Regions from separate parts of the Homo sapiens genome. Here region 2 is linked to region 1. The links are chromatin loops, found by intact Hi-C in ENCODE. Cell type or tissue: heart left ventricle. All regions are shown on one strand. Links, peaks and the distances in the headings refer to the core of each region. The heading gives the core; the rest is flanking DNA. Region 1 overlaps MARCHF3 (membrane associated ring-CH-type finger 3). Region 2 overlaps MARCHF3 (membrane associated ring-CH-type finger 3).

The links. Peaks named below come from ENCODE experiments on the same cell type or tissue, not always from the same donor. Only the 100,000 strongest peaks of a DNase experiment are listed, where the experiment ranks them.
Region 2: it touches region 1 in a loop (2.1-fold over the local background); 1 of 110 quality-filtered maps calls a loop at or near these places.

What each region holds. Positions count from the first base shown.
Region 1 is chr5:126,930,222-126,934,623 of GRCh38, reverse strand. The region is part of intron 1 of MARCHF3 (membrane associated ring-CH-type finger 3); the gene reads left to right. Among named protein-coding and RNA genes, the nearest start is that of MARCHF3, 98 kb to the left of the region's middle. In heart left ventricle, for the core only: no CTCF peak of the experiment used is centred there; no DNase peak of the experiment used is centred there; H3K27ac peaks cover 321 bases.
Region 2 is chr5:126,994,829-126,999,230 of GRCh38, reverse strand. All of the region lies in intron 1 of MARCHF3 (membrane associated ring-CH-type finger 3), which reads left to right. Among named protein-coding and RNA genes, the nearest start is that of MARCHF3, 34 kb to the left of the region's middle. In heart left ventricle, for the core only: no CTCF peak of the experiment used is centred there; no DNase peak of the experiment used is centred there; H3K27ac peaks cover 706 bases.

The DNA.
Region 1 (4,402 bases), core at 77-4,076:
TTTATGTGCAAGTAGGGAAGGGAATTAGGGATGCTTTGTTTTAGAGATGCTTGCAAGCCATTACTAAGTTAAGAGTTCAGATTCATGGCCTGCCTCTTAATTTTCCTAAATAACCCCTAGATCAGAGTGCCTGATTTCAAGTCTGGTAATGAACATAAGGATTATCCAAAATTCATGCAAAAAAAAAAAAATAGAGGCTACCATCAAATAGCAGTTAATACTGGACTGCTTAGAAGTTAAGTCAGATAGAAGATATTGTATTTCTAAATAGGAGGTCTGTGTTAGCCCTGTGATTGTGTCACCTAACCTGGATATAAATTTTGATATCCAGCTAGTGTATTTATTCATTTAGTGAGTCAGCAAATATGCTTAAGTGCCCATTATATGCCAAGCACTTGTGAAAAAGCAATGGGTCCTAATAATATTGTAAAAAAAATAAATAAATAAATAAGAAGAAAGTAGAGAGGTTCTGTCAGGTGGAGGGAAGTTCTATAAACTATTCCTGTGAATGCAGTCTTCCCAATGACTGCATTGCCATTAAAGAAGATTGCTCATGTAAAGAAATCGCGTATGTTTTTGTAGTTTAAAAAATAATGCAGTTTACTGAAGCAGATTGGAGCTTCATTCCTTGAAGCTAATAAAAGAGGCTTATGGGAGTTGGAAAGAAATAAAGAGAATGACTTTACAATCATTTGTAGATACACAAGTATCTTTAGATGGCCTTTTTACTCTTTTTAATGAAAATATCCAAAAACCTCCACAGTAATGGGTAATTCACCTAGGAACTCATCTTCATTATCTGTGTAATTTTTAATTCTCCCAGCTTTTAGTTTTATGTAAATCAAAAGCATTTAAGGGCTTTAAAAAGATACCAAAGAGAGGCTGGGTGCAGTGGCTCATGCCTGTAATCCCAGCACTTTGGGAGGCCAAGGCATGTGAATCACGAGGTCAGGAAATCAAGACCATCCTGGCTAACACGGTGAAACCCCGTCTCTACTAAAAATACAAAAAATTAGCCGAGCGTGGTGGTGGGCGCCTGTAGTCCCAGCTACTCGGGAGGCTTATGCAGGAGAATGGCGTGAACCCAGGAGGCGGAGCTTGCAGTGAGCCGAGATCGCACCACTGCATTCCAGCCTGGGCGACACAGCGAGACTCTGTCTCAAAAAAAAAAAAAAAAAGAGATACCAAAGAGAATGACAGGCATACAGCGGAAAATTCTGTTATTGAATTTGCCATAGTGATTATCGTTGTAAATCTAAGAAATGAGTCCAGTTTATGAACAGACCAGGCTAGAGACATCAGCATGCTTTGTTTGTGTATATATGCACTATCATCATGGATTAGCTTTGGTTGTATTTTCTCCGCTACTGAACAGGATGCATATTTTATGTAACCTTGAAAGTAGAACTTAATAAAAATCATGATACAGTGTATTCTGGCCTCTTTCAAATGTCCAGATCCTTATGACCCAGATACCCAAAAGTAGTAAATTTCCACTTTAGTATGTCCCTGTTTTGTTTTATTTTATTTTTTTAGAAACCATACATTTCCCACTATGTGCCCAGTAAACATCTAAGTGGGTCCTGTGCTGAGCTCTGCGTAAACAAGATGAAGAGAGTCCCTGGTTTCTAGAAGTGTTGGGATCAGCAGATGAAAATGGAAGTACAAATTTAGTTTGATTCTTCCCTTTGTTGTTAGGAAAGGGGAGAAAAGATATCTCTTCCCCAGAAAAAAATAGGACCATTCATTCCTCTGTATCTGTACAAAATGCTTCAGAGTAGCTACCTCATTCTGGAGCCAAAATGGTACCTGGCTCTTGGGAAAACCTGGGGAGGATAAATGGAAAGCTCCTAGAGCTATAGTGGCCCACCTAGCTCCCCAGAGCCCCGTATTTTACCCCTTGAAGCCAAAAACAAAGGGAGACAATTTTGTACTCCATATTGTACTGATGCTGTATTTTAAGATAATATTCTCTGCATACTTCACCTTCCAGTAACACCTACTTTCCTTAGGTTCCCACTGTGCCTTCGTATGTGTCCTCAGTCTTACTTACCCCATTGTTCCAATGACAAGCTCTGGCCCATCCTCCCCAGCCCAGGATCATGCCATCCAGTGGCAAGATTCAAGAGGCCCACCTCTGTCCCTTTCCTGAGCCTTCTATAATACTCTAATAATGATGAGAGCTACCACTCAGCGAGCACCCACTGGGTAAGACACTTTAAAGACTCTGTGGGCTTTAAAACCACAATTTAAAGTCTTATAATGACTGCGAGGAAGTCACCTTCTCCTTTTTCACAGGTGGGCAAATTGACATACAGAAAAGTTAAATAACTTATCCAAGGTTGTACCTTTAGTAACTGGTGGCAAAAGCCAGTACTCACAGCCATGTGTCTGATTCCTGAGCTTTGTTTCTGCTTCTCCACTCTGCCTCTCATGTTAATGTCAGTATAGTGATAAATGTTTGTTGGCTTGAACAGAAATAGCAAAAGCAACAGGGCACCCTGGAAACATTTGAGGCTGCTGTGGCCCTAACACAATCCTTGCAGCCAGTGGTGTTTGCTGTGTGCTAAGCTTTGTGCTAGGCACTTTATATATGTTATTTCATTTAATCCTCAAATGTTCTGAGATGGGCACTATTTTATCCCTGGCTTAAGGAGGCATAACTGGTAGATGGAAAATCGAAGGGATTCAAACCCAAGGTATCTAACTCCAACGCTCACATGCTGAATTATTATTATTATTATTATCACCAAATAGCCTTCCCCCGCTTTGCTTTTTAAAAAGAAAATTGTTAACAGTTTTTACTGGTGAGGCTAGTGATTTCTGGCTTCTACTCTAGTCCAGTTGACTATTCCCACCCAATATAATGGCAGCTATTTTCCTTCTGTTATCCTCATGTTACAACTTTGCGGTAGAGATTATACTTTAGTAGTCACTGGGCTCTGTGGTCAAGTCTAGGATGATGAGATTTTACAACGAATTGCTAGCATAAAGATGGCCTTCTATAGAGCCTGTGTGTGTGTGTGTGTGTGTGTGTGTGTGTGTGTGTGTGTATTCATGTATGTATTAGAGGATATGCTTTTATTTACACTAGCCAAGAAGTCAGGACCTAAACATATGACTAGAGATCTAAGTATCTGAGTAATAATATTACTTTCTAGCACAGAACCATTTACTAGAAAGATCTTTGGGAACCAAATTGCTTGTATTCGTTTATTTATAGTGTGCACTTCCCTTTCACCTTGGCTTTATAAGAAAGTATTTGCTCTTTTTCAAAATGCGTGAAAGTCCTCCACTTACAGAGTCATGGAAGCTGTTTCCTGCTGGTTCATTGGTTCAGCAGCTCTCAATGCATTCTAGGGAAACCAAAAACCAAAAAACAACAACAACTACAACAAAAACCACTTTCATCCTGGCCAGCCTCCTTGGCATGCATTTCCTAACCCATTCCCCTCCTTCTTAGAGCAACAAGCCCCACACTGGTGTCTGCAGAACCATTTCAGAATCTCCTCAGAGTCCACCCCTACATTATTTGTTCTTTCACTGCTTTGCTATTCTACACTCAATTTCAAACTAAATAGAAATGCAGATGGGCACATGAGCATCTCGATTTCCCAAAATACACATTTTTCATGAATGCTTCCCTCTCAAAGTATGTGGACAGAGCCAGCATATTATCTTCCCATTATTACTCTGTTTTAATATCTAACTGACAGATGCATGTCACTAAAACAAGGCAATCATGGGCAGAAAATGCCCCTGCTCTTAGAGAACAAAAAAGAAAGACCCTGGATTGCTGTCAGTCTCAGAGACACTTGTCAGCCACTGTTAAAGAAGGCTTATAAATGCCTCTGTGGGGAATACCTATGAACTGCCTAAATGTTTTCACCCTTATTAGTGAGAAGAAGGAAGGGGAAATGTTTCTCGTGCATACACAGATCCTTCCCACAGTGGAAGCTTGCCCCGAGTGTTAATGTGTCACCAGCATGGTGCTGGAGCAGGGTATGGTTCTGCCACATGGCACCTGCAGGCTTTTCTGGGTGGGAATGGCTTCCTGTTGGATCAGAAAGCCTGAGCTATACAGGCATGATGACCTTGAGTAGTCAGTCTACAGAGGCATTAGTTCTCCTGACCCCCTTCCACAGCCTTGGGCCACCTTCAGATGTATTCCATAAATAAGATACAGTGGAGGTCTGCAGGGGCAAGTGGCACCAAGTGATCTGTGCAGCAATAAGCAAAAGAAGATAATGGTTTAGAATTGTTCTCATTTTTCCTGAGGGACGGGTAAATATAGAAAGTTGTTGAGGAGTGTTGGACCTAAGGAAAGATTGTATCTACCATAAGGACAAAAGTCTTAGGTACCAACACAGGCAAGGAAAACAGCATCTGGCCTTCCTTCCAA
Region 2 (4,402 bases), core at 95-4,094, 65 kb before region 1:
TCATCTACATTAGATAAAAACTTCTTATGCAAGTTGGCAATTTTTTATGTGTTTGCCCCAACTGAGCCCTGCAGCTCACCACCCTGCCAGTATTATAGGATCAGTATAAAAATTCCTGTTGTTTTGCTGACTTAGGTATTCACCAAGGAATTATTTGTGAGGCAGACCTGAAAAGCAATTATGTGTAAAGTACAATAAGTTGGTTCTCCTTGAGAGGGGTTGCTGAGAGGGAACTTTCTGGGAGCCTCTCTGGATTTTTGGCACACATACTTTCCTCCTAATGTCTTGTGGCATGTAGTAATATTTTTTCCAACTCTTAGTCACAGTTTTTTACTTTGTTCCTTGACTTCGGGGCTTCTTTAGGTAACATCCACAGACATATTGGAGCTTTTTCTTTTTACCACAGATCTTTACAGCTTCTCAACTTATTGTGGCATGTCCTGGGGATTGACAGGGAGAGAGTGGGACAGGGGAACGAGTGAGATTTCTGCTGTTTAAAAGATGGCTTTTCTCAGGTTGGTAGCCACAGAAACATCTGTGGGCTACCTGGGAAGGATTTTAAAACATTCATGAGGTGGCCTCCTTCTTACCCTGCTCCTGACCTTCCCTTACCCCACCTCCCTGCCTGTTCTCCCCAGCGTGAGTGTGAGAAAGTACATTTGCAGCTGTCTCCACCTGATGGCTTCTGTGTGTGGCCTCAGCCGTGAAATGCTGAATGTTTGCATGGGGTTTGCTGAGAGCCAAGTCAAGGAACAAGCATGTTGGTGAAAGGCCAAATGCCCATCTTGTGTAGCTTCTCCAGTTTCACTCTTGATCCAAGCTGGAGCATATTCTCCAACTTGAAGAAAGCCAATGAGTGCTTTGAAAAGGGACCAGGAACTTGGTGTTTTATTCTTAGCTACTAGAGCAGAATTCTGGTCCACCATAAGTCAGCACTTTCTGTTTACTGATCAGCAGATGGTCCTGGCTGATTCCTGGTTGTACAGCTCACCCACTGCCACATGGGCCACTTGGACACTGCCTTTGTATTTTCATAATCCTCTCTTCCCCTTGTACATGGAGTTTTCTAATTTACTTGTGACAAAATAAAAGATAAAAGTTCTCCAAGACCCAAGATTTCCCATGTTGTGAGATATATTATTTCCTGCCATTGAACAGATTGTTTTATGATTCCAGCCAGGAGAGTTTTTAGTGATAGGGTAATATTCTCTTTTTTCTCTTAATATTTCCTCAGTTGTTCTTAGACTGCCTATAGCCTCCAATGGACTTCTGTAATAAAAGTGCTTCAATATTTTCTTTCTAGTGATAAACAGTCAATAGGCTTAATATAGTCATTCTCCAAAACAACCGGCTATGTTTCTTTGCTATATTAATACTATAGCACAAATGGTTAATTCCCCAATAGTGGTAGCAGGCAAGCCTAGGTTGACCAGGTGTACCAAATGGGCAATGAGAATTATTATTTATCTAATGTAATTTTAAGGGGGGAAGAGATTTGCAGAAAAGCATAGCCTTATCAAAAAAATTAAGTATGCAGTCATTTTGAGTAAACTGGAATTTAGAAAAATAACTGAATAGATGATTCTACTGTTTCTATTAGAAACAAGATGTGAATCTACAGGACAGACTGGCCTGAGGACCCAGTCCTTTCGACCTTGGGGTATCAGTGATAGGGAGAGATCGAAAGCCTATGGATTAGAGAGGAAGTTCTACCTGGTAAGGGGGTCCAGCCTCCCTCAGGCAGCATTCTGCCATCCCTTTTGAGACAAGTCCTCACCAAATTGACTTCCCTTCCATGTCCGTTGAAAAGCCCACCATGTTTTTTCTTGTCTTCTCATTCTGTTGCTCTTTCTGTGTTTCTTCTGCTTCACCCATCCAAACCCTAATCCCCACCTCCACCAAGAAGTCTTCTCTGACTACCTGGCTTTCCCATGCATTCACATCATATCTGTTACCTTTCTCTTTGTATTAACTTGTCCGTGTACTCTATTGACAGCTGCTTAAGGATTGGACAGTAACCTACTCAGTAACCACTTACTAAATTAAATGATTTAATAGTTGTTAAATTTAACATCTGGTATCTATTGGTCCTTTTATAACAGTAGTTGCTTGTCCTCATACTAAATTTCAGGTCAGCCCTGGGAAGTACTGTAAGTATTCTTTAATACTTACTCATTGTCATCATATGAGTTGCTTTTAACTATTTGTTAAGGGTATAAATTCAAAAGTAAAATTTTTGCTTTCTCTTATCCTCATTTTTCACTCCCCAGATATAACAAATGTTAACAGTTTGTATGCACCCTCCTAGAAGTTTGTATATATATGCGAACATAAATGGGAGCCTATTACATATACTCTTCTGCGCTCTGATTTTTAAATAATTTATCCTAGAGATCTTTCTATCTCTTCACGCTTATTTTTTTTCTTACTTGCGTTGTTGTACCCCATTGTATAAATAATCAATTATTGATTTAATCAGTTCCCTGTTGATGAACATTTAGGTGATTTCCAGTTTTCTCGGTAACGATAATATTACACTGATGGTTCTCCTGCATTCCTTATTAGTGCTTTTTGCTAATACCACTCCTCAAAGGGATTAAAGATCCTAGATCCATATCCCCACTGAAGAAGAGCTGCAACCCCTCTTAAAGCCTGCCACCAGTGTGCCCTCTTCTCCCTTTCTTTTTTTTTTTTTCCTTCCTTGCAGTCAACTCTTGCTAACCCTATGATTGCCCACAAGCAATACATTTAAACCAGGGACCCAGCTGAAATGCTTTAATGGACAACACAAAGTGGGAGACTAAATATGTGAAGCTATAGCAAGTACAAGTGACTCACCAACCTATTTGCATCTGGATCTCTTGCCCACTATCTACTAACATTTTTCCTATCAAAGCTGCTTAATGATTCCTTAATTGCCAAATCAGATAACTGGTTCTGTTCTCCATGCATCCTGACTGTGCTGCAACATTTGGAGCACTTTCTCTCCTGCTCTTTCCTCTATAACTTTCCTGCTCTTTCCTCTCCTGCTCTTTCCTCTATAACTTTAGAGGTACAGTGGGACTCATGGAGAAAAGGAGAGACCTGAGGCCTGAAGACATTGAAATTCAAAAATATTTTCAAATACTCGTGGCTTTCAGGCTCCAGGATGCCAGCTGATGTTCACTGATTTTAACAAATCTGCACTCAAAAGTGTGCAAAATTGTCCCTAAGCCTGGAATGTCTGGAGTCTCACCTCTTATTCATCTTTCAAGGACCCAGCTTAAATTCCACCTTCCCAGATTGTTCCAATTTCCTCTCCCTCTTACTGCCTTAGCAGTGTATTTATGCCTGTGTTTATAACACATCACACATTGCCTTCCATTCGAGTTATCTGAGTAGGTCTAGTAGAATGCCAAAAGGCTGGGTTTGAGTTTCTCATTCTTCCTGCCCTTAGCATTCATTTCCATTTAGTGAATTCTTAATAAATGTTTGGCTGATTTGTTTATTGGGAGAAAAACAGGGAAAAATAAAACTTAGTTGCAAGTCACAGACATTCAAAGTGGAGACAGTACATAATGGTCATGACATCAAATGGAAAGTTAAACAAAAATCTTTGAATACCCAGGATGTGAATATTGTTCAGCCAAAAATAAGTCTGTAAAAGGAATCTATGAGAATATCACAGAATTAGGGAAGTCTCTTTTTTCTGTATTATGTTCAGTCAGAATAATAGATTACTTTGCTTCATCATAGAAAACACACATGGCAGGCTTTAATAATCAGTCTGAAATAATTTCTTGACTCCAAGGATTATGAAAGCAGTGGCACCCAGGCAGTTAGAACTCTAGGAAAAGCAAGATAGGAACATGTGCAACAACCTGCAAAATAAACAGCACCTTAATGTCAGAATGCCAGAAGCTCTCATGAACAGGCTTGAAAACATCCAGTTGCACACTGGTACATTGGCTCAATTGATTTACGTATTAGTGCTTTTTTAAACTGTGTGTCCAAGAATAACAGGGTGCTATCTCGAGAGTGCTACCAGACCAAGAGTAGTGGTTAATATTGAGTGTCAACTTGATTAGATTGAAGGATGCAAAGTATTGTTCCTGGGTGTGTCTGTGAGGGTGTTACCAAAGGAGATTCACATTTGAGTCAGTGGACTGGGAGAGGCCGACCCACCTTCAATCTGGGTGGGCACCATCTAATCAGCTGCCAGTGCAGCAAGAATAAAGCAGGCAGAAGAAGGTGGAAGGACTTGACTTGCTGAGTCTTCCAGTCTTCATCTTTCTCCCGTGCTGGATGCTTTCTGCCCTCGAACATCAGACTCCAAGTTCTTCAGCTTTTGGACTCTTGGAGTCAAACCAGCAGCTCTTGGGCCTTCGGCCACCGGCTGAAGGCTGCACTGTTGGCTTCCCTA